2 separate regions of the Mus musculus genome follow, and region 1 is linked to region 2. Evidence: chromatin contacts called from ENCODE Hi-C data. All regions are on one chromosome and are shown on one strand. Each heading gives the region's core, a stretch centred on a gene start or an enhancer-like site at or near the end of the contact. The rest is flanking DNA. Distances are from core to core; before and after follow the strand shown.

Region 1 (4,505 bases), core at 1,267-3,766, 190 kb after region 2:
GCAGGGACTGGGGGCAGGCACAAGGACTCTTCAGTGGCCTCAACAGTGAGGTGGATGTTGGTGCTTTCCCTCCACAAACTGAACCCTGAAATTACATGGGGGTGCACTATAGATATACTACAGATATATAGTACTATATGTGTGTGTGTATGTATGTATGTATGTATCTATGTATGTATGTATATGTGTGTGTGTGTGTGTATGTGTGTACACTCTAGATAGTCTTCAAAAGCATCAGAGATACAGAATTTAAAACCACTCCATTATTAACAGAAATTTTGACCACAAGACATGTCTGCTCCCGACAGTACCTCCATCACACGTCAAAGAAGATATTGAGCTTCATTACCTCCGATTGGAGTTGCTTCAATTATGGCAAGCGAGCCACTGGATAAGAAATACTTTAATTCATTCTGCAGACAAATGCTGTCCAAAAAAAGGACCAATTGAATGTGGAGTAGTCGATTGTTAAGCGCTACCAAGACAGGGTAAGCTGTTCTTTCTTTTTTTCTTTCTTTTTTTTTAAGCTACTCTTTCTTAATTCCTGCTTCACTTAAGGTTTGTCAGATGGTTCTGGGCCAGAAGGCTGAGGACTGATGCTCCAATGCTATGAGATTATTGGGCACTGTCTAGGCAGTCTTTGCAAACTGTATGAGTTTCGGAGTCTATGTCTTTGTGCTTCCTACATATTCAGGTAATATCTAATTCATTCTCAGATCTCTGACTGGACTGAAGACTAGTTATAGTCTCATAATTGAACTTAAGCTATCTAACATTAAAGAAGATGTTCTAGACTTGAAAGGATGGCTTTCAGGTGGTTAAAATCAAACAGAATTCAGGTCAGAATTGTACCTGTACCTTTAAGTTCGGATAGATGATAGAATAATTAATTTAAATTGACAAAGATGATGGACTGGGTATTATAAGTGGATATCAACCTTATAATTTGCATAATTGTTGTAATCGTGTTCAATTTATATCTGAGAGAAAAGAGCCTTTTTAATTGAAATGTGAGAAATGTAGTGGGTTTGGCTATACTGCTTGTATTATAATGCTAATTTGGGTCCCCAAAATTGCTTGCTTGAGAGAGTCTGCATGTCCACAGGTAAGACACTGAGGAACCCTGCCCCTAGTTGGTTCTGATTGGTAAATAAAGATGCTGGCAGCCAATGGCTGGGCAGGACGTGGCAGACTGAACTAGGACTTTTAGGATTTCCCAGGCCTGGGACTGAGAACAAGAAGAGAGGGAAGATCTGCCATGCTAGAAGAGTGTGGAGAAGGGAGACACCATGCCTGAGAAGAGTGCAAGACAGAGAGGCATGGCCGCCACGTGAAGGAGCCGGGAGAGCACGGCCCAGTTGGGCAGCCCTCTGAGTCCAGAGCAGCCAAGGTAGAACACAGAATTTAGTAAGCTGTAACTCGGAATTATCGGTGGAAGGTAGATTCTATCAGTAGTGGAGGTTAGGCAGTAGCCCAGCTATTGTGCTGATTAAGACATGTGTGTGTGTTTCATTTGGGAACACAAGCCATTGAGGTAGATAGCAAACCCGTATCTGCGACTTAATTATTAATTATTTAATTCAACAATATTTGTGCACAGGACTCCAGTTCCAAGAGGCTCCATGTGGGTAGGAATTACAATTCATGATTTATAGGTACAGATGACATCTGTGGACCTCCTTGCTTGGTTTTTGAAACAGGGTCACAGTTGTAGCTTTGGCTCTCCTTGAACTTGTGGTGATCCTCCTGCCTCAGTCTCCCAAGTGCAGAGATTATAGGTGTGTGATGTCTTCCCAAGAGGTGCTTGTAAATTCTTGAGGTGAGGGCCTTGCTGTCCTTTGTCCTCTCAGATGTGGTGTGTGATGCTCAGATGCTGGGCTAGGAGGCTGTGAGGGAGACCTATACTAGCCAGACCTGTGTTTTACATATAAGTAAAAGTCCCCCGTGGAAGTTGTTATTAATGTGTTTTTTTGTGACATTCACATGAACTTGGTCTAAATCAATCCAGGATAATTCTGCAACATTTGGTCACCCTTCTGCCTCACACCTGGGGGCATAACACTTCAGCATTAATCTGTGACAGATTAACAGGGCTTCAGCCTGGCCCAATGGTGTTGACAGTTTGAGGTGTTGGGCGCCATCTGGTGGCCGCATGATACACAGCCCTAATCACAGGAAGTCTGTTTCCAGCTATTTGCATAGCAGCCCCAGCCCATTCTTTAGTCAGAACCCCAAGTCTTGAACGTCAGCGGCCTGACATGGACTCCAGGACTTTAAGACACCATCGAGCTTCCCAGCTCCTGTGGGCTCCGGAAATTGAGAGAGAGCTGTTTCTAGGAAGTGTCTGGCTGTCCTTCCCCTCCTGCCAGTTGAGAACCGGCTACTAAATAAAGATGCCATGTGACCTCCCTTCTGCAGACTCTCAGGTCTCAGAGCAACAGTTAAAGTGGAGAGGAGGCGGCTGATGACTCACTGATACTCCGGAGCAGGAAATCAACACCCAGGGAGCCTGACCCGGCAGCGGCTCATACAGAATTGATTGGCGGTGGTTTGAGCGTGGGTGGAGTGGCTTTAATGTAGCCGAGCTTATAATACTTCCTTCTGCCGACCTCTGGTAAAATCCTGAAACAGGACTGGGTATGGTGGCTCCGGCCTGTAATCTCGGTTCTCAGGAAACTGATCAAGGGGCGTTGCTGCAAAACAAAAGTCCCAAACAAACTCTGAAATGGCCGATAAATGGCTCCCACCAGCTTTCTTCAAGGTTTGGAATTGGTAGAGAGACTCGCCACACCTGACACACACGCTGCCATCCACACTGGCCACTGCAGGCGATGGGTTGTCTTCTCCCTTGGGGACCCTTTGCTAGTGGGGCTACTTAATGCTCCCTGGGTTCTAGGTCCCCCTCGGCCCTGAGTCCACTCACTCTTTGGACTAAGTGTGGCTACAAGCCTCAGAGACAAGATGGCAGAGACCCTTGGAGAAAGAAAGCACAGCTGAAAGAACCAAGGAGACAACTTCTTGTCTTCCAGTCAGGAGTAGAAACTGGAAATCCCAGATGCTAGTGGTGCGAAGGCCTCCCCAGGAGTGTTTGGGAAGGGGTGATCTGAGAACTGCTATGCTGTGGTTTGTCATGTTGGGGTCAAAGAAGCAGGTGAGGTGGGGAGGCCTGGCCATGTGGATGGGAGCCTCAGGGTAGACAGGGTGGCCATAGGACCATGGTCTCAGCTGACACGGAGAAGCCAAGCCAGGGACACAGAGACAGTATACCTCTCAAGTCTGGAATGAGAGGACTTGGAAGTCAACTAGACATTTTGCTGCTACAGAAATTGGGGTCTCAGAGGTCATGTGACTGCTATGTGACTATGCTGAGCTAGGTGGCACCAGACTCCTACCCTAGCAGAGACTCCTTGCACAAGGCTGTGGGGTCCGGGCCCTCCTTCCCTGGAGTTAGGTCCCTGACAATCCACGGCCCCTGCTCCAAAATTCTCTATCTTGTTTTGTCTTAATATAACCATGTTTATGTTTGTTTGTCTTGTGTTTTGAGCTAGGGTCTCCATGTTCACTTAGGTCGGGCTTGAACTCCTATTTCCACCCTCAAGGAAAGCTTCATAGAGAGCCCCAACCCCTGCTGCTGCTGCCGAGCCAGGGTTTCTGTCTGGGAGAACATAGGACAGGTGGTCACACCTCTGCCCTGCCCTCTCCCAGAGGCCTCTAAAGCAACAGGTTGTTGTGCCCCCCTGGTTTCCTGTTCCTTATGTAAAACAGCTTCAGGTTTGCATCTCCACCTGGCAGTGAAGGAGCCACAAACAAAATCACATTTTGCTTTACATGAGGCTGGGGTGGATCAGGGCCGCAGGGAGACAGGTGGGCGGGACACCCCCTTGCTATGCCCTCTGCTCAGTCTTCTGGCTGGGTTGTCTGCAAAGATGGCTCCTCAGGCAGGGTGATCTCTCTCAGAGCCTGGCCCCATGTTTCCTTCAGCCTGTGTTCCCACAATTGTGGAACTCGTGTCTGTCCCGGGGGAGAGTGCCTCTGTTCCTGGTGAGGCACAGGTGGGTGGATGTGTGTTGAACAAGGCTCTCCCTCCAGGGAATGTCTTCTGGTCTATAACCAAACACACGCACAGAGATGCGTCCCAGGTAACCCGGGTCTCTGCCACTGCTCACCCCCACTCTGTGGCCTGGGAGCTGTTAATTCAGAGCCATTATCAAACCAAGATCTTTACCATCTGTTACCCCAATGAGCCTGGGGTCAGATGGGACAGAAGTGTCACCTTTCCTTCCCTTTCCACCTGGGTTACGGGGTCTGGGTCTCTTTACTGAAATGATACTAGGGGAGGGGGCGGTCACTTGTGACACAATGTCCAGGTCCTTTGAGTCTGGAACAAGGATGTAAGCAAACCACAGAGTAGCAGCGGTGGGAAGGAAGGGGGGACAGGGTGTATGCCAGGTGCAACATGGTTGCCAACATGGCTGCAGCAGAGGAGCCTTGAACAAGCTCCTGGC
Region 2 (4,203 bases), core at 861-3,360:
TCTCTCTCTCTCTCTCTCTCTCTCTCTCTCTCTCTCCCTCCCTCCCTCCCTCCCTCCCTCCCTCCCTCCCTTCCTCCACACACACACTGGTGGCTGCACACACACACACTGGTGGCTGTCCAGTAAATTGCTTCAGCCTCCTAAAAAGGCACGGGAAATCATCTTGGGAGTTGATGAGGAACTTGACACTTCCTCTAGGAACAGGGAAGCTCAGAGAACAGTCTCTTCCGGCCTCACCCTCTGAATCTAAGGGAAAAAACCCCACCTCATCTCTCCTGAAGACCCTGGGCTCACACTAATGCTACCTCCCAATCCCCAGCATAGCAGTGATGCCAAGTCATTTACTCAAATCCATGTTAATGAGTTTTTTCTGTCACCTAATTAGTTCACAGTGAACTCTGCCTTGAAAGGAAAGAGAAGAAAACAGGCTGGGAAAAGATCAAAAGGAAGACAGCTGGGAATGTTACAACAAAGGGGCCCAGATCTAAAGGTGGAGGGGGGCTCTACTCACAAAAGATCAGAGACTCATCAGCAATGGGTACCTCAAAAAAGCAAAACAGGCCTGTTCAAGTACAGATGGCTCCAAAGCCTCACACTAGATGGGAGCAGGATCTAAATTGAAGGACCCAAGTAGTGGACATGCCCTTCCTAATTCCAAGTCAGCAGCAACTAGCCTTGCTCCCTGCATTGCCACTAAGGCGGAACCCACCACCTGCTGGTGGGCGTCCCCCTTCAAGCAGAGTTGGAAAAAGAAGCAGATGGACCAAGGCGAGGCCCATCTGTCCAAGCTTGCTAGAAGGTCAACACTGCCACTGGGGTGCCTGTTGCTACTGCCAGCCAGCCTCCACTACACCAAAGGTTGTGGGGCTTCTTGCCAGCAGTGTGCCCCCCAATTAACGTGCCTTTCAGTTGCCAGGGTTCAGGCCCATGTGCCCACAGAAAGGAACATTAGTAGGAGCAGTGCATGGCCTGAGGTTTACAGTCCCCCTACATCCAGGCCCGACCTCCCTGGAGGTCAGTCAGCATCCTGACATCCACATGGATGCCTGGGGGTTAGAAGGGACTGGCAAGCGCAGAGGGTTCATCCAGAGTCTCCCACGCGGCCACAGCTCCCCAGTCCTGCACCCAGGCCAGGCCCGCGCCCGCCCGACCGCAGAAGCGTGGGGGTGGGTGTGCGTCGGGAGAGGGCGCCGCGGGGAGCGCCACCCTCCAAAGCCTGCAGGAGAGGCCCAGGAAGGCTGCCATCCACTAACCCAAAGCTCTCTCTGATCCTCCACCCCTACAGCCCGGCTGGGCCAGGGCAGCTGCTAAGATTACTCTCAGGCATTAGCCCCACCTTCACGACCCACCAAGGTCTTCCGTCGCACCCAGCGAGCCTGACCGTGCCTAGCCAGATGTGGCCCCAGGCCCTCCCGGTCTTTGGCGACTCAGCGCATCAGTCCTTGGAGCGACAACCATCTTCACATCCCAGGTCACGGAGGAAAAAAAACAAAAAACAAAAAACGTGTCCACTGACACTGGACCGAGCCCACCGCCCCTAAAAAAAAGTGTTCCTGTATGAGACATGGAAAAACCTGGACTAGGGTTCTGCAGTGGGGGTTAGCAAACCGTGAACCTCAGCTCCATAAGACCCCTGAGCGCCAGAAAGGGGCAGGGCCGAGGCCGTGAAGGACCCTCGCCCCCCACCCGCCACCGGCCAGCGCTGCAAAGGCCACCGCGTCTCAGCTCCCGCAGGCCCCCGGCTCCGCTCACCCTCGATGGAGATGACGTGCTCCCGGATCTGGTTCTGCAGCGCCAAATCCTCGATTCGCTCGATCAGGTCGTAGATGGCGTAGATGTTGGGGTGTACCGACTCGAAGCGTTGGATCTCGGCTCGGATAGCGGCCGAGTTGGAGAGCGCGAACTGCTGGGGGGGGCCGCCAGCCAGCTGCTGCGAGGGGCCGCCACCCCCGGCTCCGGGCCCCGCGCCGCCGAACTGCCCGCCGCCCCCCGCGCCGCCGCCGCCGCCGCCGCCGGTCCCCGGAGCCGCCAGGCTCTGCTGCTGCTGAGGACTCTGGCCCCCGCCTGCCTGGAAGTTCATGGCTCCGGAGGCGCGGGCCCCGAAGCGGGCCCAGCCAGGGCCTGGGGCGGCGCGGCGGCGGCGGCGGCGGCAGCGACCAGGCGCGCGGGGCTGGCGGAACCCTAACTACTAAGCGCGCGGCGCCGGTCTAGCGCATGAGGCCCGGAGCCGAGGCCAGAAGGCGCGGCCGCGCACGCTGGGGCCGCCGCCCGGCGTTTACCCGCGCTGAGATCCCGCCGCCTCGGAGCTGCCTCCAGCGGCAACAACAACGGGACCGGGAGCGCGCGGCCCGGGCCCTCCCCCCGCGTCATGCGCACGCACCGCCGCCCCCGCCGGCTCCGGCACACGCAGCCTAGCCCCCTCCCAGCCGCCCCCGCCCCTCCAGCGTCGCCCTGCGCCCCCGCCCCTCCTCTCTCGCAAGCGCCTTAGCCTCCACCCCCAAGAACCGCGTGCTGGCCGCGACGCGCGGCCCCACCCACCCGCGTAGGCCCTTCCGCCCGCTAACCCGCCCCAAAGCTAGACAGAAGCCTCGAGGGCCTCCCGCCTGGGGACACGATCACGCTGTCCCCACGTCCGGCCAGCTGTCATTGCTACCTCTCTACGTCGCTCTAGGCCCGTGTGGAATCCTTGGGCTACTCAGAACTGTTCTCTGTGCCTGAGGGTGCTGATAAGTGGGACTGATTGGCGGAGAAGCTCGCCCAGGGGCGCCACCCTCTTTCTTTTAGTGCTGCAGCAGCTCCTCTGTCTCCAGGCCTCGAGGTCAGCCCTAGGGATCTTGCCAGGGTTCTCTTCCCTGGCTCTCTGCCCCCGACCCCGGCCCCCGGGCCCCCAGTCTCCACTGTCGACTGCACCTGAGAGACTGGGACGGGCTCCCCGTTCCTATGTCCAGTTCTCTCTGAGAGTTTCACTCAAGAGACCCTGCAAGCTTGAAACAACAGCGTCCCAATTCTTATCTCCCAGTGACAGCCCTCTCCCAAAAGACCCTCCCTGCCATACTGAAAAGGGCCCATTGGTTCATTACAGAAACTCAGCAGAACCCACATGGGTCTCATAATTTTTCTTGACAGACCTTGTCTTTTCTTGATAGACCCTGTCTATCCTATGCCTTCCTAGGGCCAGAGATCACCCTTCAGTGTCCCAGTTCTTCTGTATTCCCATTATCAAAGTTGTCTTCAGCTGTGTTAACCCACATCCCCAACACAGATCCTCAAACCTGGAGGTGGCATGTGCAAGGGAATGACCCTGTGGAATAAATCTGCTAGAGGATGCCAGGTATCATGATGTACACGTTAGCCCAGCACAGGGGCCATACAGTAGGAGGATTAGTTCAAGGACAGCCTGAGCTTAATAGGGAGTTCAAAGCCAACCTGGGCTATATATGACCTTTTTTTAAAAAACAAACAAACAAAAAACCCAAAACCAGCTGAATCTGAGTACATGACTAAAGTCCTGGCGTTAGGAAGGCAGAATCTAGATCACCAACTCTGTCTCAAAAATGAAAAGCAACACTAGGCAGTGGTGAGGTGCACACCTTTAATCCCAGCAGAGGCAGGGGCAGCAGATCCATGAGTTGAAGACCTGCTAGGGCTACACAGAAAAACCCTGTCACAAGAAAAAAAAAAGTCTTATTATGTCTGAAATAATTATGCTATGTCAGGCATAAATGTTTCAAGGTTTGTATAACCCTCATCTAACTTTGATGTAGATTATGGTCTTTGTGCATTTTGCCTTTTAACTCTGTACCCCTGAGCTTGGACACCAACAGACTTCAGAGATGAAAAGCAACTCTTGGTCTGACCATTAATAAAAACTTAAAACTTTTAATTAACTTAATCAACATAGTAATCAATATGACCTTAAGGGGTCAGTTCACCATTGATACATGTCCTGCAGACCTCTCTGCTGAGCCTTACTAACCCTCCTGGGCAAATGCTCTACACATAGCTCTATATGTGTATGGTGTATCCCCTGTGTGTGTACATATATGTATTATGTACAGACAAGTACCTGCTGCCTGTGAAGGTCAGTATCCTCTGGGACCGGAGTTATAGAGACTCTTGAGTTGCCGTGTGGTATAATGAGAAGTGAGCCTAAGTCCTCTGAAAGAACAGCCACTGCTCTTAACCGATGAGCCATCTTTCCAG

The links. A loop is a pair of places that touch in the nucleus more often than their neighbours do.
Region 1: a map of T-helper 17 cell shows a loop between it and region 2 (1.9-fold over the local background). The contact joins the enhancer-like site here to the promoter of Agap3 in region 2. A Hi-C loop is called at or near these places in 3 of 37 maps with a recorded cell type or tissue (Patski, T-helper 17 cell and v-Abl transformed pro-B cells).

What each region holds. Positions count from the first base shown.
Region 1 is chr5:24,264,467-24,268,971 of GRCm38, reverse strand. No RefSeq gene overlaps it. Among named protein-coding and RNA genes, the nearest start is that of Gm33476, 35 kb to the left of the region's middle. Within about 2 kb of position 2,516, at least 1 of the 3 ENCODE cell types and tissues checked has a DNase peak (open chromatin) inside an H3K27ac peak, as active enhancers do.
Region 2 is chr5:24,450,084-24,454,286 of GRCm38, reverse strand. Agap3 (ArfGAP with GTPase domain, ankyrin repeat and PH domain 3) reads right to left here and starts at 2,110. Exons shown (of 18, transcript NM_139153.2): 1 at 1,753-2,110. The coding sequence starts at 2,080.